Regions from separate parts of the Homo sapiens genome. Here region 2 is linked to region 1. The links are chromatin loops, found by intact Hi-C in ENCODE. Cell type or tissue: GM12878. All regions are shown on one strand. Each heading gives the region's core, and the rest is flanking DNA. Links, peaks and the distances in the headings are about the cores only.

The links. Peaks named below come from ENCODE experiments on the same cell type or tissue, not always from the same donor. Only the 100,000 strongest peaks of a DNase experiment are listed, where the experiment ranks them.
Region 2: it touches region 1 in a loop (6-fold over the local background); 3 of 110 quality-filtered maps call a loop at or near these places.

The regions. Positions count from the first base shown.
Region 1 is chr7:92,628,730-92,639,493 of GRCh38, reverse strand. All of the region lies in intron 5 of CDK6 (cyclin dependent kinase 6), which reads left to right. LOC112268009 (a long non-coding RNA gene) reads left to right here. Exons shown (of 2, transcript XR_002956577.2): 2 at 1-1,288. Among named protein-coding and RNA genes, the nearest start is that of FAM133B, 44 kb to the right of the region's middle. RefSeq lists enhancers at 7,184-7,233, 7,344-7,433. In GM12878, for the core only: no CTCF peak of the experiment used is centred there; a DNase peak (open chromatin) is centred at 7,903; H3K4me3 peaks cover 1,883 bases; H3K27ac peaks cover 4,861 bases.
Region 2 is chr7:92,807,431-92,818,194 of GRCh38, reverse strand. The region is part of intron 2 of CDK6 (cyclin dependent kinase 6); the gene reads left to right. Among named protein-coding and RNA genes, the nearest start is that of CDK6-AS1, 24 kb to the left of the region's middle. RefSeq lists enhancers at 8,016-8,125, 8,241-8,385, 8,576-8,625, 7,614-8,813 and a cis regulatory region at 8,308-8,318. In GM12878, for the core only: no CTCF peak of the experiment used is centred there; DNase peaks (open chromatin) are centred at 2,594, 4,504 and 8,324; H3K4me3 peaks cover 2,165 bases; H3K27ac peaks cover 5,291 bases.

The DNA.
Region 1 (10,764 bases), core at 941-8,940:
AGCCATGCTGTCCAGTAATACTGCTGAGCAAGAAAGCTTTTCTTGAAGGAAGAGAATAGCGTTTAATTGAGACTATTTTTGTCAGTCTCCTAACATGCTCCTCAGACCACTAATATGCAAAAGAACCTAAGGATCTGGTCACCAAGTTACGTCAAAAGAGTTTACCCCATAGTCCTTTTTACTGCCTTTTGCAGAACAAACGTTTAATAATGTCGCTATTGTTCATTGGTTATCAAGAAATAACTCATTGTAACTCAGAAGTGCTTAGCAAAGAATCTATCTCATATGTACTTTCTTTATTTCAAGAACTTTAAGGAGGCAGGTTTTCTACGTGTGTTCACCAAAGCGCCAAGATTTTTTTTAATATTTTGAGAAAATATTTTCAGTAAATCTGTATTCATTGAATGAAATATTAAGTGGATCCATAAAGAAGCAGATGATATAAGTCCCAGGATAACATCAGGAGAATCTGAACACAGTGTAGCTGAAGCATTTCATCACCCCCCAACAAGAAAATTGCTATTTTGCCAACTATTCTACCACATTGCAGTGTTTCTAAGATCTACATTTTTTTCACATTTATTTCTAAAAATCAAAATGTGAATTGCAGTCAACTGGTGACATCTTAGATCTGATGAGATATGGTGGTTCTCCTGGAAAAGCAAAAGTTAGTAATTTTCAGCATATCATTGGCATCCAATGTTTAACTCTGGGGGGGTCAAAAGACATCTTCAAGCACTAGTGAAGAAGACATATTTAATTTGAGGACATTTTTATTATAATTTAGTAGGTAAGTGATGTTCCTTCAAGGCATTCAAGGAACCCACTCTGGAATAGACTAAAGAGACTCTGAGTCAGTTAGTGTTGCCCACGAGGGTCACAGCCGGTCAATGGCAGACCTGGACTGAGGTTCCTGCCCAGTCTGGAGGGTCAACACAGGGTGTGTTGTCCTGCTACCTGTCAGAGCAGGCACAAAGCAAGACTCAGTGAGGCAGACCCCGATTTGCTCTGAAGCATCCTTCTATCTGGGCATTGGCAGAACTCCCAAATGAGTGGGTAAAGGTACCAAAAAAGTTCAGCCTCAAATGAGTGGGTCAGTAAGACATGAGACAGTGAAACGTTGTTCAATTGTGGGACATGGGATTGGCTTGGCAGAGTCACTCTGCTCCATGCTCAGCCTGCAGCCTCCTCCCTGGTATCAAGGCCTTCCTACTTCCAGGTTCATCTTTTGAAATACATCATTTATTTTCAAAATATACTGATGTTAATAAAAATAATGCCAAAGATATACTAAAAGTTTATTTTCTATATCTTTTGGAAAATTTATAAATTTCCATATAAAGAAAATGAAAATGTCTTTTAAATTTTTTAGCATGCAAAACCACAGTAATCCAAAGTATACATTAGTTATGAGCTAAAATTATACCATCTGAAGGTGCATTTTATGAGCAATGCATACAATGTCTATTAACAAATTATACCAACATGTTATTTGTAATACGTTAAATACTTTTACTCATAATGCTTTGTAAGCTTTAAAGGGCCCTACTTAATTAGATGGGATAAATGAACACAGCACAAACTTTCATTTTTTTTTAATGCCTTTCAGCAAGTGATCAAATTTTGAAATTTATCTCAGCGTTCTCTTTTTTCCTGCTTCCCCAAAACATGGTAATCACCTTGTATGTATACCATTGGCCTTGTCGTTGGCTGTTATTGCATAGTAGATGTTGAGTTTTTAAATTTGATATTTGATCTTGACTTAACCTAAGTCTCAGTTTCTCCCTTTGAAATGAGGATAATGATATTTACTTAGCAGAGTGTTATTAGGAGTAAATGAGACAACATATGTGAAACAAAGCAAAGCAGCCCCTTTCCTGTAATAAGTGTTCAGTAAATTGAATTTATTATTATTATTAGCTGTTGATGTTGAAGAAAAGTTATTTACTCAACACTTTTTAGGTCACACTGGTTTTTATCTACTTAATTTCTTAAAAATAATGATCTTAAGGTGAAATTCTCTTACATATTTCCTTAAAATTCATTCAGGATTTTTATCTAGCCAAAAGTGATCAGAAGTTATTTTATAGTTTGAAAGAATCTGAATTTCATTTTCAAGGAAAATGTGTCCCTCAGTTACAATGCCAAGACTACGAGTGATGATCAAGAAGTCTAACTGGTCAGTAATTAAACTTTATATTGGAAGTAGACATTTATTTGCTTAATATTCCAAAATCTGACTAAATTGTTTTCTAAATTCAAAAGGAGTTTTTGAGTAAAACAGTCAGTTGCTATTTAACCCGTAGGTCTGTAAAACCTGGCAGCCCTCTGTGGCCACATAGTCTTAAGTACAGTATAGAAGAAATACCTCCCAAGGCTTTTGTTTTATGTCTACATATTCATCTCTTTCTAAAACCGTAAGTGTAGCAACATGTGGCTGCATTTTTAACAACTTTTATTGCACTTTCATATTAAAAAGCAATATACCAGCAAAATTTTTGAAGTTTTCATTTAGGAAAATACAATCGGGCTGGGCGCAGTGGTTCACACACCTAAATCCCAGCACTTTGGGAGGCCGAGGTGGGCAGATCACCTGAGGTCAGGAGTTCGAGACCAGCCTGGCTAACATGGCAAAACCCCATCTCCACTAAAAATACAAAAATTAGTCAGCATGGTGGCGCATGCCTGTAATCCCAGCTACTTGGGAGGCTGAGGCAGGAGAATCGCTTGAACCCAGGAGGCAGAAGTTGCAGTGAGCCAAGATTGCGCCACTGCACTCCAGCCTGGGCACTCCGTCTCAGGGGAAGAAGAAAACATATTTCATAAATATTTTATCTTTTTTAACATATATTTTTACCAAAATGTAATTATTTATTCCTGTACATGCTGTTTTTTATCAAATGCTGTTTCATTTCTTATGAGTGACATAAAGCCTTTGCCGGTGATATTTTTCTCTTATAGTTATAAAATCAAAAATATGACAGAGAGTTGTACCTCTCTAGAGAATGTATAATGCAAATGGATCTTATATATAATCATATCCCCTCAGCCTTCTCATTCTTGTAAGTTCATTTGCTTCATAAATAAACTAAATAGTTTGTACTGAAACCAGAAGTTGACCTTAATATTTGTGTTGGCTGGGCACAGTGGTGCACGCCTGTAATCCCAGCACTTTGCGAGGCTAAGGCAGCAGATCGCTTGAGCTCAGGAGTTCGAAACCAGCCTGAGCAACATGGCAAAACCCTGTCTCTACAAAACAAAAAATACAAAAATTAGCCTGGTGTGGTGGCATGCCCCTGTGGTCCCAGCTACTCAGGAGGCTGAGGTGGGTGAATGATTGACCCAGAAAATGGAGGCTTCAGCAAGCTGAGATCACTTCACTGCACCCCAGCCTGGGCAACAGAATGAGATCTTGTCTCAAAAAATAATAATAATAACAAATTTAAAAATATTTCTTATAACTTTTTTTTAAATGTGCTACGGATAGATTGCATTTAAATACTTGATAAAATAGTATTGTTTAGAAATCATGATTAGCAAAACTGATTACAGCTCCTGCTCTTATCACGTCCCTGACTATGTCTAAGTTACAGAATCTTCTCAGCCATAGTCCTCACCTAAATAAGGAAACGCATTTATCCCCTTATTTGTCATTTTCCTAACTTCATCATCTATAAAGTTTTCTTAGTGATCTTTTTAAATAGCACAGCACGGTATCATGGGTAAATTAAATCTAGAGATTTGGGCCAAAGATAGGACCAAAATAACAGCATTGAATTTTCCTTGCATATTTAGTCATAATGAAACAAGGAAAAGAAACCACAGGACAGAGAAAAAGGAGAAGGAAATACAGTATTAAGCAAAAATAAATAACTTTGGAACGAGTAACAGTTCATTCTATTTGTTCTTGATTGGTAGCCTTACTTTTACTGAGCAGGTTAATTTTATTTCTCAGCAGTTTTAACTGCTTCATTCACATGGTTTATTATTTTGTGTTATTTTCTTCCATGATATGGAGTACGACAGAAGCTGTGATATCTGTTTTTTAGCAGATGAGCAGAGATTAAGTGGCCTGCCTGCACTCTGGGATTTATTTGTTAATCAGTTACAGAGCCAGCACTAAGAGCTGGATCTTCTGTCTCCTGGTCTATACTCCTTTCCATAACATGTGGTAAAGTGCTTCTCCCTTGTTCTGAAGAAATCCCTACAGGGAACCTAACACTGCCCTGATCTGGAAACAACATTGTTACCTGACAGGCCGGTTTGCCAGGGTGACCATTCTTAAGTGTTTTAGGGAGCTAGGATTAATCTTTTTTTCCCAAGAGGAAGTAGCAATAAACTGTGCACCAAAAATAACGCTTTAGCTGCTAAATTCTGCTTAGTAGGTGGTTTCCCAAAGATGATCCAATGCAATGAGTCATCCCTCTGAGCACTTACTGCACATTATTTCTTTTTACTAATCCTCGGTGCTTTTGGTTGCATGTTTTTTAACCTTTAGAGCCCTCCTGGGAGGTTCAGAGTCTTCTCACTATGAATATAAAACAGACTCTACTACATCCCCCCACATGTCCCTCTTGTCCTTTACTTCCTATACTTTTCAAATCTAAGATAATCCATCACTTAGGAGAACAGTCAGGATCATGTCCAAAGATAAAAGATCAGCAGTAAGTTTCTCCAGAGTTAGCAGCAGCTCCATCTCATTCCCAGTATAAAAATCAAAAATGTAGATGGATGTAAGTCAATGTGTAGAACCCATATCAAGAAAACTATAAAACTTGATTGAGATACATAAAAATGACTTTCCTAGATATAGAGAATATTTGATTATTAGAAAGATATTAAATATTCCATTTTCCTGAACAGGAAGATTGAATAGTTGTAAGGATATAAAAGGTTTCCAAATTAATTCATAGGTTTATGCAACTCCAGTCAGAATTCCAGTGGGATTTCCTGAAATGCATTTGGAAGAGTTAAACTGGTGAAAATAGCCAAGAATTTTTTGTTACCAAAAAAAAAAAGTTATGAAGAGAAACTCCTGCTACCAAGCACTAAAATACATTATGCAACTACAGTAATAAAAATAATGTGGTACCAGCAGAAGTGACAGACATTAATGGAACAGAATAGAGAATGAGACTTGAAACCCTAATTTAGGAAGTGATGCAATTTATCATAAATCACAAATCTGGGAGGACAGAACGGCATATGCAACAAATGAGAATAGGGTAATTGGTCAATTTCATGGGGGAAAAATGGTAACCTGATTAGATTCTCACTATTCCTCACCACAGAGCAAATGACAGATGGCTTAAAGAGTTACATATTAAAAGTGAAGCCATAAAAGAATAAAGAAACTATAGGAAGTATCTGTGACCCTAGAATGGAGATATATTTTCAAAGCATTAAGAAGTCACAAACAAAAATACTAATATATTTGATTATATAAAAATTGAAAACTTTTGTTCATCAGAAAATAAAAACACTGCCAAGTTAAAAAGCATGTGATAATCTTGGAGAAAATGAATGAATATGACAAAGGTGTAATATCCTTAATGAATAAAAGAGCTCTTAAAATTAATTGGAAAGCCACTAGCACACCCCACTGTAGCTACACTACATTCCTATCACACTGTGTACATATCACAGTGCTAAATCATTTTATACTCATAATACAGTTCAGATGACACAAGACAGTATTAGAAATTCAGATCTTATTTTCCATTCACATATTCTTTGTCCAAAGGCAGTTTAAGGAAACTAACACATTACATTATGCTATAAATACTTCAGAACAGTTTGTCCACATTGACACTTCCATTTCCTAAAATGAAACCCTCGCTGGCCCACAGAGGGAAAAAAAAAAAAAAAAGGCTAGCTTTGTTAACCAGCTTTATTTCAACAAGCACATCCACATGGTAAGAACTTCCTCTGATGAGTCATCCACAGTTGTCAAACACCAACTTTCCTTTGTTTGGCCCATGCAGAAATCAGGTCTGTGGAAGCACAGTTCAAGAGTCTGAATCATTTAATTGTGTTTTATTCATATCTGAATTTGCATCTGTCACAAACCCAATGTGTCCACCGTGAAAAATTGCATCCTTCAAATATTACTGAACAAAAAACCCTATTCAAATAGGTCTGTTCTGTCTAGATTGTCTGTGAAATTTCTGAGGAATGTTGTGGGCTCTGTTTCCTGTACCAAATTGTTGAGTTATCACACATCATTGGATTCTACCCAAAGTGTGCTGGATAGGCATATTATATTCAGACAGGATACCAGTTGTCTTTACCATTCATAAAGGAAAAAGAAAAGATTACTCCTGCTCCCTGCCATAAGATATAAACTAAGAAGTGAAAATGTGTGTACCCATAGTTTTTTTAATGTGTCCTTGATTTCTTTTCTTCACCAAGATTTGAGTTTTATTCAGTCATAGCTTTGTTATGCACTTTCTTGTCACCCTGTACTTGTTCAAAACTAAGGACTATAGTCAAGACTCAGATCCTGCCCTGGGATTGGTGCCATCTTAGCTTGTTTGGAAAAAAAAAAAAAAAAAAAAAAAGATCTTTAGAGATACCATCATATCCATTTGTATATAAAAAGAGAAAAGAATGGAAGTGATGCTGTGTAATTTATTTTCATCTATTTACTCTATTTTCCAAATTTTCCACAATGCGTATATATTTTATAATCAAGATAATCTGTTACTTTTTAAATTTTTTATTTTTAATTTTTGTGGATACATAGTAGATATATATGGGGTACATGAGATGTTTTGATATAGGTATGCAATAATTTGTTATTTTTAACAGTACCCATGATGAATCATTCAAAATATAAATTCAGTAAATAAGCTTTTTGAAAAAGTTAAACTTGCTGTTGGGCCAGTAAAATTTTATTCTGATAAAATAAATGCTAGCTTTTGTTGATTAATCACCACACTAAACTCACAATACTAGACACTGGTAGACAACATCACTGACATTCAAGGGCCAGAGCCCTTATTTATATGTTGAGCACATTATAATTTTTTAAGGAAAAAATGAGAAAATCAGTCTTTCAGTGTTTGGACTATTTTTAACCAATGATTGAATCCAATTTGAGAATATTTTTAGATCATTTGTAATGCTTTATGACTGATACTTTTGGTTCCATTTTGAGCAAAGCTTCTTTTTTTCTTTTTAAAGAAGCCACTTCAGCCAACAGACACTTCCATTTCAGAAAATGTCTAGTGATTATTTTCCCCCAAAGGCAACATGAAAACCTTCAGCCTCAGAAAGATGTCATTTTGCTGACATCCGGCTGATGTCAATATTAGAGTTTTTGCAAGAGAAAGGTGTGTGAGCATAGAGGTGATGATAATTATATACTCAAAGACACACCCACAACAGAGCCCATAAGACTCCCTTTGGCAAAAAATGTTGTATTGAAGACAAAACCAGTGGATTCAGAGGTTAAAAGTAAGAAGTAGTTTTGAGAGCCACATTTTAGTTACCGTAATGTATGTAGTATTTGCTGTTGAAATGTCTCTATTAGACAGACTTACTTTTGTATTTTCTAATTTTTATTCCTTGTATCAATGTTGCTTTGAAGTCAGCCTATCATGAGAGAAAACTTGACTCACTTAGCTAGTTCATTTTCAGAGGTGTGTGTTACTGATTAATGTAGCACTCTCTCTTGCTCCACCTACACAGCACTTCAGAATCATTCTCAACCCAGCTTACAGCCTATCGCTACCAACCAGACTGGATGAAATCTCCTTGTCATCCTATATGTGTAGGTAGCTCCACCCCAGTGACCCCCTAGTTGTGGTTGCCTCCTTAGATCCAGCACTTCCTGCAGACTATTAATTTAACCATGTAGACCTAACCATAGGCAATGCTCTTTCCCTGCAAAAGAGGCAAGGTGCGTATAGTTTTACGAAGTCATTTACTGAAAGAGAGAAATAACATCTTGAATTGTGGTATGAGGAGGGGACTCCCCCCAGTCTAGTCCCTTATTACACAGTAGCAGTGAGTTATTAGGAAAAAAGAGAATAAAACCTGTCTGTCTGGACCACTTTCATTCTGATTGTTTTGAGGTATGCTCATTTGATTTTTTTAAACAGCCTGCCCCACTGAAATAACAAAGAACTTAATTTTTTTAAAAAATTCTGTCTTCTACAGCCTCTTGCTCTGAGTCTCCTGGATAGGGTGACCAACCATCCCAGTTTGCCTGGGACAGAGAGGTTTCCCAGGACACAGCATTTTCAGTACTGACACTGGGACAATCTTGGGCAAACTGGGCTCGTTGGTTACCCTATTCCTGGGCCCTCTCCTACCCAAATGACCAGGTATTGAAGAACAACAGTGCTAAGGTTCCTACTCATGAACGAATTCCCTGGTAAAGCTTTTCCTTCTCTCCCAGGAAGGCACAGTATAAAGCAAGACTGGGAGTTGTGAGACAGAATAAGTTTATTATGTGGTATGGTGAGGTTCTAATTTGGTCGAGTGATATCTCTAGTTCAGAGTTCTGCTGCAGAGTGAAGGCAATTGATAAGCCCTGAGCCCAGTTAATAATCAGAGCCTCACTAATTAATCAGTGGCACTCATTTTGCCAGGTGTCCCTGATCGTCTCTAATCATCTATTCTGTCTCCACACCACACCATCACCCTTGCTCCAAATGACCTTCCAGCATGTTGTCATTAAAGTTTTTCAATGCTAAGCCCAATTTAAACTATAGTGAGTATTAAAGCTAGAATTTCCACAAGGGAGCAGAAGGGTTATCCAAGCTCTGTGGTTATATGAAGAGACAGAAGACAGTATTCCCCGGAGTGTTGAGCCTGCGATATCTGACTATTAAAGAAGCCCATAGTGACAGGAGTGATTCCATGGGGGTACCATATCCTTGACTTGCCTCCAATTTTTTAATAATACTAATATAAAGTCTTCACCCTTGTGAATTATAGCTTCCGAAGTTTGACTCAGATTTATTTTCCTGGTTCTAAAACTTTCTTTCATTTGCAAAGTTTTTCAGTACTTGCTAGTCGCCTAACTTCATGGTTAGAGTGAGAATTAAAATGCAATAATGCATTAGGAACCCAGCCCTTGGAAAGTGCTAAATACATCATCATTTCTTTCCCAGCCTTAAGAATCCCCCTGAACAGTGTGATTGGAGAGCAAGAGATAAGGGAGGCTTTGGAAGGGAAATAAATAAATAAATAAATAAATAAATAATGTAATTTGGCAAGAAAAAATATCAAAAAGTATATAAAATGAAGAGTTGGATCCTAGTCACAGAAAGACAAATCACATTTATTGCTGCTATAGTAGACAAGAATGTGCCAGCCCAGCTTTTTAATTTTAAAATTATGGAAGATATATTACATTCATTAATATGAAGAAGGACGTGTTACTGACTGAATGTTTGTGTCCCTCCCAAAATTCTTACATTGAAGCCCTAACCCCCAATGTGATGCTATTTGGAGATGGGGCTTTTGGGAGATTATTAGGATTAAATGAGGTCATGAGGATGGGGCTCCCATGATTGGATTAGTGCCATTATAAGAAGAGACACCAAAGAGCATACCCTCTCTCTAGCCACGTGAGTGCATAGCAAGAAGGCAGGTACAAGCCAGGAAGAGGGATCTTACCAGAACCCTACATTGTTGAGTTACCATGCTAGCACCCTGATCTCAGGCTTTCCACCCTACAGAACCACAAGAAAATTAATTTCTGTTGTTTAAGCCACCCAGTTTGCAGTACTCCATTATTGCAGCCTGAGTAGACTAAGGCAGGGAGAGATGACACTGGGAGAATAAAAATGAAATTATTTGAATATTTCAGAGAAGTAACTATTTCTTGGAAATGGGAGATACCCATTCAATTTTTGTCATAGTGATTAGAAATGACTTTTTCATCTCAACGACCGCTTAGTCTTATTTTAGTCATATGTAAAGTTGACTCAGTAAATATATTAATTTATGAGTTTTGTAATGTTTCAGAAATCTGAAGTAGTTTGGTGAGTTCTAGTTTAATTTTAATCCTCAATTTTGAGTTGAAAAATGGTAGGGTTTGTCCCTCTGCTCTCCCTCTCTTTCTTTCTCTCCATCTCTTTCTCTAGAGGAAGTTACTCATAGTCCAGTAAATATGAGCCCTCTGTGGATAAATAAATTATTCACATCGGTAACAAGGAAAAATTAATTCAGCTATTTATTTTTAAGGAAATTACCAGACTCATAGTCCCTCCTATGGACAGGGATGCCAGCACACTCTCTAACTTGTGTTAGAGACACAAGTCTTTCCTCTAAGTGGCACCTCCCTTCCCTGGCAGAGGTTTTTTCCTATCAGTCTGGGTCTCTGTGACGGAACTTCGTCTCAGATTCTTCTTTCTGCCACGGTCTTTCCTTGTCATTACTTGGGCTTTAAATTGTTTTTTTCCGTGCTCTTTCCCACCAGCCCTTCTCCCTTTCTGGACCGGTTTTACTTCAAGTGCGTCTTTCCCCTCCCCACTCTCCTTAATCCTATACCGTTTTGCCTTTGCTACACTTTTTCTCAACACTTCTCTTTCTTTGTCTTCCAGGGAGACCATCCCTAGCCTTCATACCTGGCTGAAGCAAGCACTGGAGGGCAAAGTTCCTATCCTGCTTGCCTCTTGCTGCTTCTGTGAAGGTTTTCGCAAGGTTTTGGATATAGGAGAATAATTGTCAGCCAGCCCCAGTTTTTAAATACACATTATTTGCAGGCAGATATTGTCTGGTGCCACAGGCAGATTAAAGCATAAACAG
Region 2 (10,764 bases), core at 1,088-9,087, 180 kb before region 1:
TCAGGTAGTATACATTTTCCAGCTTTGTTCTTGTTTTTCAAAATTGTTGTTGCTCTTCTTTTGTATTTTCATATAAATTTTAGAGTCAGCTTGTTAGTTAACACAAAAATTCTCCTATTGGGATAGCATTTAATCTCTATTAATTAGGGCGAAGGCATAGATATTGACACTGACTTCTGATCACGAACATGGTGTATCTCTTCATTTATTTAGGTCTTTAATTTCTCTCATCAGAGTTTTGTAGCTTTTAGTGTAATGCCCTTGCTTGCATTTTATTAAATTTATCTCTTTGCATTTAATGTTTTTGGATGTTATTGTAAAAGGCATTGTTTTTTCTTTTTAAGTGTTTGTCATTGAGAGCTATAGTCTTTTTTGTATAGTGACCTTGTGTCTTGTGATCTGAAAAACTCCCTTATTAGTCTGGTAGCTTCTTTGTAAATTTTAGTTTTTTTACATACACAGACACATCATCTGAGAATAGACAGTTGTACTTTCCCCCCTATATATATATATGTCTTTTATTTCTTTTCCTTTCTTTTTTTGCCCTGGCTAGAACCTCTAGAAAAATGTCAAATAAAAGTGGTGAGAGCAGATGTTTTTGGCTTGTTCCCAATAATAAGGAGAAAACTATTCAGACTTTTGCCCTAAAGTATGATGTTAGCTGTAAGTTTTCCTAGGTGTCCTTTATCAGATTGATGAAGTTCCCTTATATTCCTAGTTTGCTTAGAGAGTTTTTCATGATTGGGTACTGAATTTTGTCAGTGTTTTTTCTGAAGAATTGAATTGATTATTTTTTTAAAAACTCTGTTATTGTGCTGTGAATTATACTGATTGAATTTTGAAAGTTAAACCAAGCTCACATTCCTGGGATAAACCCTACTTGGTCATGATGTAGCCTTTTTATATATTGCTAAAATTTTGTTAAGAATATTCATGAATGATATTGGCCTATAATTTTTTTTATAATAACTCTGATTTTTGTTCTGAGGTAATGCTGGCTTCATAAAACGAGTTGAGAAGTGTTTCTTCCTCTTCTATTTTCTGAAAGATTTTGTGTAGGATTGGCATTCTTTCTTTCTTAAACATTTAACAGAATTTACTAATGAAGTCATCTGGGCCTAGCATTTATTTTTGAGTAGGTTATTAACTACAAATTATATTTTCTTAATAGATATGAGACCTTATAGGTTAGATCACCTTTTATAATTTTGTATTTTTCAAGGGATTTGTCTATCCTAGGGTTTTTTTGGGGGGGTGGTAGTTTATTGGTATAGATTCTTTAACTCCTTATCTTTTTTAATGTCTGTAGAATATGTAGTGATGTCCACTCTTTTATTCCTGATATTGGTAATTTGCATTTTCCTCTTTTTATCTTGACATACAGATAGAGTTTTGTCAGTTTTATTGATGATAATCCAGTTTTTTGTTTCATTAATTTTCACTTCTGTTTGTCTGTGGTCTCTTGATACTTATTTTGTTTTTATCTTCTTTTCCTACTTACATTGGGTTTAATTTGTTCTTAGTTTTAGCTTCTTAAAATAGAAGCTTGGATCTTCAAATATATGCATCTTCCCACAAATTTGAATATGTTGTGGCTTAATTTTCATTCAATTTGGGTTATTTTAAGCCATTTTTAGTTATATATTCTTTAATCCATGGATTCTTAAATTTCCAAACATGTAAGGGATTTTTCTAATTTCTTTCTGTCTAATTCTGTTGTGATCAGAGAACAATTCTGTATGATTCTAATACTTTTTAAAGATAGTAACACTTGCTTTGGTCCAACATATAGCTTATCTTGGTACTTGTTCCATTTGATTTTTTATTTATATATTTCCAATTTTCTCCTCACTGTGTCCATGTTTTCCTTTAAGGCCTTGGGCATTTTTGTAGTGTTTATAATAGTTTATTTAATTTCTTTGTCTGCTATTCCATAAGTTCTGTCATTTCTGAGTCTATTTCTATTGACTGATTTTTCTCCTGCTTATGGGTCATGTTCTGTATGGCTGCATGTCTAATAATGTGTTATTGGATGCCAAACATTGTGACTATGACATTGTCAACTGCTGGATTTTGTTCTACTCCTTTAAAGAGAATTGGATTTTGTTCTGGCAGGCAGTAAAGTTATGTGTGGTTCAGTTTTATACTTCCAAGGCTTATTTTTAGTTTGTCTCTTTTGTTGTTGGGGAGAGGATCTAGTGTATGTAGGCTTTGCTTCCAGGCTAGTTTAGCCCTACTAAGACATTACTCTTTTGTAGTCTCTCTTCTTTGGCTGGTAAGGAGTTTGAAACATTTTCTGCCCTCTGTGAGCTCTGGAATCATTCATCTTACAACTCCTTGGTGATCTTTTCTCAGAAGCTGACCTTTCTTGACTTCATGCAGTTCCACATGTGTAGCTTAATATTCAGCCAGGGACTCAATAGACCCCATGTAGATTTCTGGAGCTCTTCTTCAGTATTGTGTCTTCCAAATTTTAGCCACTTTGGCCTCCTTGTCTTCTCAACTCTGATCTCTGCCTACCCAGCTGGGCAAGACTACAGAATTTACAGAACTCTGAGGTTCCTCCTTCCTGTACCTGTGGTCTGGAAATTGCCTCCAAACAGAAAGCTAGGGCAATCTAGGGCTCACCTCATTTGCTTCCCCTCTCTCAGGGATCACAGTCCTCTACTACCTATAGTCCAATATCTGAAAGCAGTTGTTTCATATGTTTATCTAGTTTCTAGTTGTTTCTGGCAGGTAAGAAGTCTGGACCTTCTTGCTCCCTTACTGCCTTGTATGTCCATTAGTTTTTATAAAGACTGGTTAGCTAGTAAGACTATTAAATAGGATCTTTTCCTCCCTGCTGGCTCTCATTTCTGAGTAAAATTTTTGGGAGACTTGTTTGGCATAGGAATCTTGGGATGGGAGTATGCTTCACAGGCTTTACTTTTGGGTGGCTGGAAAAATGGCTGTCAGGATGTGGAAAAACTCTCAAATGTCACAATAAGAAATGGTTTACTCCAAGATCTTAGGTACAGGGATGGCAATAGGAATGCTAACTGGTGCAGTTACCCTATATACAGACATTTAGTTGACTCCCCTGAATGTGGGAAGAAAATGGCTGCCCTTCTTCCTCCCTTTTTCCATTGCACCTGTTGACTCGTAGTCCAGCTTCTGCTTCCTCCACGGTGCCCTCATGGCTTGTTCTAGGGCAGTGGCCTCCCTTCTAGTAAAAATATTTGAGCATGTCACTGATATTCACTGAATTATAAAAATTATGTACATATACAGATATATTATTATATATTTAATAAAAATAATGATTTTGAAATGAAGGGGTACAAAATACCTAAAAATAGAAGATATTTTCTTAATACATCTCCTGATTATATGTTCTTCACTTTGGAGACTACTATCTCTTTGGTGACTTCTTCCATCACCTTATTTCTGTTTATTTTCAGTCACCCAGCAAATTTACTAAATTCTCTCCTTTTTGTGTATGTGGGACGCCCTTTTGTAATTATGGGTTTATTTCTTTTACTGAGAAAGAATGGAGGCAAATATTTGTGATAGGTCCACCATTTTGAACTGGAAGTCTGATTACACTTCTTAAAATAAATTTTTGAATAATCAAAATGTCTTTTTTTTTTTTTTTTTTTTGCAATTCAGTTTGCTTTCCTGGTTGGGAGCAGAAGGGCTGCAGCCCAAGAATTGCTTATTACCTGCGGGAAGTTTTTGTTATGCAGCAGTTCTTAAATTTGGGTAATGTCAAAGGGCATGTGAACCAAGGAAGTTGTCTGCTAATTTCACCAGAAGCAAAAAAGTTTAAGAACAGCTGCTCTGGAGAAATATTGGGATCACATGAGATATACTTTTCCCCTATTTATTCCACATTCCTTAATTTAGAGGACAGTATAACCATCTGGAGAGGATCCATAATTGAAGAAAGAACATTGTTTCATTCTTCTGTTGCTGATTGCACCTGGCTATATAAATTCATTGTCATCTTCTAGGTTTTCATACTGTTGATATACCATCCCTGAAACCAACAGCTGATATAAATTGTAACATAGAAAAGCTAATTTGACATCATATTGGGAATGTTAGCCAATTGATTTTTCTTAAGGGAAACAAACTGAAAAAATAAGCCCACTATGAATTAATTCTTTGCAGGAAATTCCCATGTCTGATTATTTAAAAGAATAAATTCTGCATGCAAATGAATCATTACAAGCTTAATTGAAGCTTGCGGGATACTCAAGTTTACTCACTGTGGTGTGTTTTTGATGGAGACAGGAAGTGAAAAAGCAAGGTCTATGAGACTTTTTTTTCCTATGAAGTCTCAGCCAGTCTTTTAATGTTTCTCATTGAGAAACTTTGGTTGGGAGGGTAAATGACTCAAGGTATCTATTGCTGCTTAGCCGTTTTTAAGGGGGCATTTCCCCCCATGTTCCTCCCCTCCCCAAAATAGCTAATTATGTACTGGAAGTTTCAATACATTGTTCACAGTTTGTGAAGTCAGCATATTTCTGGAAGCTCACTGTGAATGTAATTCTTAACTGTACAAATGCTTTTGTTTCTCCATCTCTGCAGCTAGCTCTGTACTGTAAGGACACAATTCTATCGCTATTTTTTCCCTCACATTTGATGTGGTAGTTTGCATACAGCTGCAGAGTAGACAGTTACCTTTGAAAGGAACATTTGGCTGCTCTAATTTGATTAAAGAAAACCACCTCAATCATTTCTAGACTGAGAACGTTTTCATTTTAACTTGGCAGTAGGAGTTGGGAATGTACTCATTGCACTTAGATATGTGGGGGACCAGTTAGGGAACAAAACCAACTGCTTGAATGAAGAAAGCTTTGGTGCATTTTTTTTTTAAAAGCAAGCAGTATGATTCCCTTTCTGTTTCCCTCTCAAATTCTCTACAACCTTGATTTTCACCTCCATCTTCTTTTCACGGTTATTTACTTTGTAATTCCAGTAAACGAATTCTGGCAGGAATAGACTGCTACCCTAAAGTGATTTGTGATTTAAAGGACTTCAGGGTCCTTAAAAATTATCCCATTTTACATAGAAATAAAATCCCAAATCATGAATTACTATGAATTGCATATATTTTCTTGGCCACTGTTGAGAAAGGCAAAAAAAGTTGTTAGATCATGGGTGTACAGACCAAGGCTGGGAATTTAGTTGTAACTTACTTAGAAGAAAATTGCTCCTTGTCAGAAGGCTGCAGTCAACTCACATATATGCCCTTTGTTTCTGACATAGAAGAGGGTCTGATCACCAAATTAGTATGACAATTAAAAATAAATTCTGGTGATTGTGAATTGGCATCAACTTTATATATGTTTTTAGAAATGATTGAGCAGTGGTTAATGTCTGTACGGTAAACCATGAACAAACTTTTGAACCACAGCTCAGTAATTCAATATATGATATCCTTGTGAAAGGTACTGTGCTGTCATCTTAAAAAGTTTGAGTGTGGGCCAGGCACAGTGGCTCATGTGTGTAATCCCAGCACCTTGGGAGGCTGAGGTGGGAGGATTGCTTGAGGCCAGGAATTTGAGACCAGCCTGGGCAACGTAGTGAGACCTCATTTCTACAAAAAATATTTCCTAAAATTTAGCCAGGTATAGTGGCACTCACCTCTGGTCCCGGCTACTCTGGAGGCTGAGGTGGGAAGATCAAGGCTTGAGCCTAGGAGTTTGAGGCTGCAGTGAGCCATGATCACACCACTTGACCCCAACCTGGGAGACAGAGCAAGACCCTGTCTCAAAAAAAAAAAAAATTGAATGAGAAAATTTAAATTAAAAGTCTGAAGCTACACATGGGCCTCAGAAATAACAAACACTATTACTTATTGATTATTGGATATTATTGATTACCTAAGAGAGGAGGTCAAATGTGGGTTCACATTCCAGTTCTGCCACATGACTATGTGTCTTAACCCCATTATGCTTCCTACCTCTAAGCTTCAATGTCTTCATTTGTAAAATTAGGACACATATTAAGTGATGTCTCTGAAGTTAGGTACCTTTTAAGTGTTTTGTTTTGTTTTGTTTTGTTTTTTTGAGTTGGAGTCTCACTCTGTTGCTCAGGCCAGAGTGCAATGGCACCATCTTGGCTGATTGCAATCTCCACCTCCCAAGTTCAAGCGATTCTCCTGCCTCAGCCTCCTGAGTAGCTGGGATTACAGGCACATAGCTAATTTTTGTATTTTTAGTAGAGACAGGGTTTCACAGTGTTGGTCAGGCTGATCTCGAACTCCTGACCTCATGATCCTCCAGCCTTAGCCTCCCAAAGTGCTGGGATTACAGACATGAGCTGCTGCGCCTCGCCCTTTTAAGTGTTTGATACTTGTCAAGTACTTAGTTGCCTTACTTATTCCTCTCCTTCAGAATATTTTGTAGGGGGGTGGTTTTGTTAATAGGATTGGTGGCAGAACTTGACAAAATCTTCAAATTCTAATATTATGTGCATCTCTCATTCTCTTGGACAAAATGATTAAGTCCATTAGGAATCTCTCAAGTCTGCCTACTTTTTCTCTGGTTAAGTGTGACATTATATCAGGTAGTAGTTGCAAGGGCAAGGCATAGGTACTACGGACATAGGAGCTGTTCAACAAATGGTTGCTATTAGATGGAGTTACACTGTCATCTTGAATGCCACCTTCTGCCATCTTCAAGTGCTATAATTATTTCCACATTTAATCTCAAGACTGTTCACTCGAAGCCACCCCAGTTTGTTCTTCCTTCTGAGAGTCAAAGGCCAAGAAAGAATCTTTTCATTTTGTTTTTACACACGGTAAGGAGGGCGTAAATATTTTCAGCCACGTGTCTCAGTGTACAAGGATGGTGAAGGGACTAAAACGATGTTTGCCTAAAGTACCCTGCTACATTGGGGTTTGAGCACTCAGGATTTCTAGTAGATACAACATTATAACTGTAGTTGAATCCCAGGCTCGTTCACAATGCTTATTTATATAGCTGAAGAATGTCCAATGAGTAAAATACTGCAGAAAGCAATGCTGGAGACCTGTGGAAATTCTATGAGAAAATGCTGGGTACTGATTATTTATGTTACTTCAAATTTTCTTTCTCTCAATAAAGTATTATTTTGATATTTCTCCTATATAATTGCCTTTTTTTTTCTTTGGCGCTGGGGGGGTTCTCATTCTGTCACCGGGCGCGATCTCGGCTCACTGCAACCTCCGCCTCCTGGGTTCAAGCAATTCTCCTGCCTCACCCTCCTGAGTAGCTGGGACTACAGGCACGCACCACCATGCCCAGCTAATTGTTGTATTTTTAGATGGGGTTTCGCCATGTTGGCTAGGATGGTCTCAATCTCTTGACCTCGTGATCCGCCCACCTCAGCCTCCCAAAGTGCTGGGATTACAGGCGTGAGCCACTGCACCCGGCCTATAATTGCTTTTTTTGAAGTATATTTATATAGCCCTTTACTATTGAATTCTGCCCATCTACTTACTATTACTGTTTATCTTCTTATGTCACTTCCAACCTGGGTGACAACTTAAACATTCAAATCCAGTAAAATTATTGTATGTTTCTAATAAAATGCATAGAAGCTAGCCTGAGACTGAAGTTTTGTTTTTTAAAAAATATGTAATGAATTCATCACTTCTTTTCGTCATGACAGTTGTCTACTTCTTAAGTGCTGTTAATATAATTACGTTCACAGCAGCAGTGAGGGAGACTGGGGGAGGATTGTTATTCCCGTCTTGCAGATAAAGAAACAGACAACGTAAATGACTTGCTCAAGGTCAACTGTCTGCTGGCAGAGTCAGGACTAGACCACAAGCCTTTTGACTCCAGGGTGTTATTTCCCCTATTATATAGTTTTTCTACCTAATACTACAAGTGTTTCAGTCATGCAAAGGTCATTTGGATTTGACTGTTTTAGTAAGACCTGCTTGGCAAATTAAATGCACATAAACTGCATGCTGACAAAGGCATGCTGTTTATTTGAAGAGGAAGCTATCTTGACTTACTGGAAACTAGAGGTATAATGGCTTAATTCTGACAGATAGTAAATGATATACATATACACACACATACACACGCATATATATTTTCAAACAATCTATTTTCATAGCCATATCTAGAGACCAGCATATAGAATTGACAGTGTTAAGTAGTGTTATTTGTTAGGGTTCATGCTGCTTCTCAACTTGGTGGCAGTTAGCTTTCCATGACCTACCCTGCGTTACTGAGAAAAGGATGGAAGAGTAGCAGGTCAAAGGAAGTACGCATACCTTTGAATCTGGCACCAGAAGTGCTGACGAGGATGTTGCATATGCTCACGATGACTCAGCACTTCCTGGTTTCTCTTTTCAGCCACACTCTGGCTAATGATATCGAATGACCTTGGTTCAAACTGAGAGTTTCAGGGAACCTTTGGTTTCTTCATCATCAAAAATTTGCAGTCTTTCCTTTCTGTTTTTAATTAGTTAATGGTACTAGGTATGAACCATTATATTTCACACTGGATTAGATACTTTTTGTTCTTAAGATGGTCACAATCTAAGGAAGTAGCTTTGACCCTGGACTATAAATAAATATACCCTTACCTCTCAAGTAAGAGCAGTCCTGCTATAACTCATTTGGTCTTTTATTGTTTCTGTGCAACCTAATAAGTAGGGCAGGAGTGGAAGGAAATGGAGTTCAAACTTCAGTTGCACTGTTTGCAGCTTTGGTTTTAGGAAAGGCTTAGTGACCAGTAAGGCCAAGTAAGGGAAGGTAATTGTGGATCTGCCCCTTGGGTCCCTCATCACTTTCTGAATGGTCCAGAATAGGTCTACCATGAGTGAAACCAGATTGTCGTTGTCAATTAGTTTTATATTTAGGATCAGCCACAATTTTTAGACTCTAAAATTATTAACATTGAGCACATTTGGAGATGAAAATTTTCAGAAAACATTGAAAGTTCCAGGAAACCTTGAAACTTTTTAAGCCTGAGTTTTCCTGGGCTATTGAGAGTTTCTCCATGTTGACAGCCAATTTGTTTTACAATTTATGAAACAATTTAAAAACCATTTTATAGATTATCTAGATATATTTCTTTAGAAATATATCTTCATTATTAAAGGAAATCTTAAACCAGTGGTTTGCAGTGAAGGAAATAGCTATAGTATAGCAAAAATATGCCTATATTTAAAATACAAATATTTATTGTTAAATGTGTTTATGTGTTTTCATCTTTACAGAGGCCTCTAAATAGCCAGGATTTCTGGCCCTTTAACTGCTTCCAAATAAGCAAAAGTAAAAATTCCTACAGAAAACATAGCCCTGACCTTTTTGCACATGTAATCCAAACAAAAAGTTAGCTTTGAAATGGAGTCTTGTTACATAATCATACTGAAAATATGCAGTAATATGTATTCCTTTGAATATCTTTCATTCAGAAACATATTTTTGTTTATTTGACTATCCTCCCAGCTGAAAATGGGTTATGTTCTGGTTGTTCATCTAACCACCCTACCTCAAAATACTTGAGAAATCACATGAAGAATTTCATTCCAAAGCATACAATTTTCAGAAGGGCTCAGGACATTGGAAAATTGCACATTGGATTTAACTCCATTGATGATTTAAATAAATAGCAAATAATGCAAGAAGATAGATAAACAGAATATACAAACACAGTTTTTACTAGGCAGAATACCTGTCCAATTAATAGTGAATTATTTAAGCAGCATTTACTTTATAGAAGGCACTTTAAGTGAATCATTTGTTTCAGATCTGTCTGTAACATTTCTACCAAACTATTTGGCCGACTATACCTTATGGTATCAAGCATTCTAAATGTGAGAATACTGGCCAATATAGGCAAAAGCAAAGAAACCTCCCTCTTTTCTTGTGTGTTCTCTCAGATGCTGCTATAGAAATCTGAGAATTGGGAGCATATGCTTCAGACTGCAGGCTTCTGATGCTGCCCCGCAGCAACACAGTAACTGGCATTTTGGTTCACTTTGCATTTTACTCATCTGCTGATTTAATGAGTGTTCTGTGTATTGAGCAATAGCAGGAGTTCTACTTAACTATCACTAAACATAAAGAAGAAAAATACCATATGAGGTGTCTAGTTTTTTTTATTTTCTTTTTAATTTACAGGGGAGTCATCTGTTAACTTGCGTAATTGAGGAATAGAGCAGTCCAGTTAATAAGAAAGCTTAGTTATTAGAAAGTTGCCATCTCTTCTGAGTCCCCTTTTCAAAGGATTAGAATGTGATAAAATACACTTAACACTAAAACTCATAATTTAATCTTTGTTGAGCATTGAGAAGATACTTCAAGATATATCCTTTATTGTACCCTAATAAAATGGTAGTTATGATGAATGATGCCTATGCTTGCTACTAGAGAATTATAGTTAATAAAATTTTCGCTTGGTTATACCGTTTGACTGTTCATCATGATAGATAAGAGAAGGCCTTGTGTCATGTCCAATGGAAACACGAAGTCAATTGCTGAATTATGCTTGGTTAGGTATAAAATTTCACTTTTTAAATTTATTTATGGAGGGAAAGGTTGAGATAGTACTAGTGAAGGGCAAGCAGGAAGTTTAGGTGGAGAATAAAATAATGAGAAACCAGAAGAAAAATAATATGTATTTATATCTATACCTATTATATATATTGATATATATCTATATAGAGAGATGCAGAGTTAAATACATTTTATTTTTAGATAGATATAAACTTACATATAATTATGTAGATATATTTATAAGGAGATGTGTATCTATGTCTAGATAAAGAGA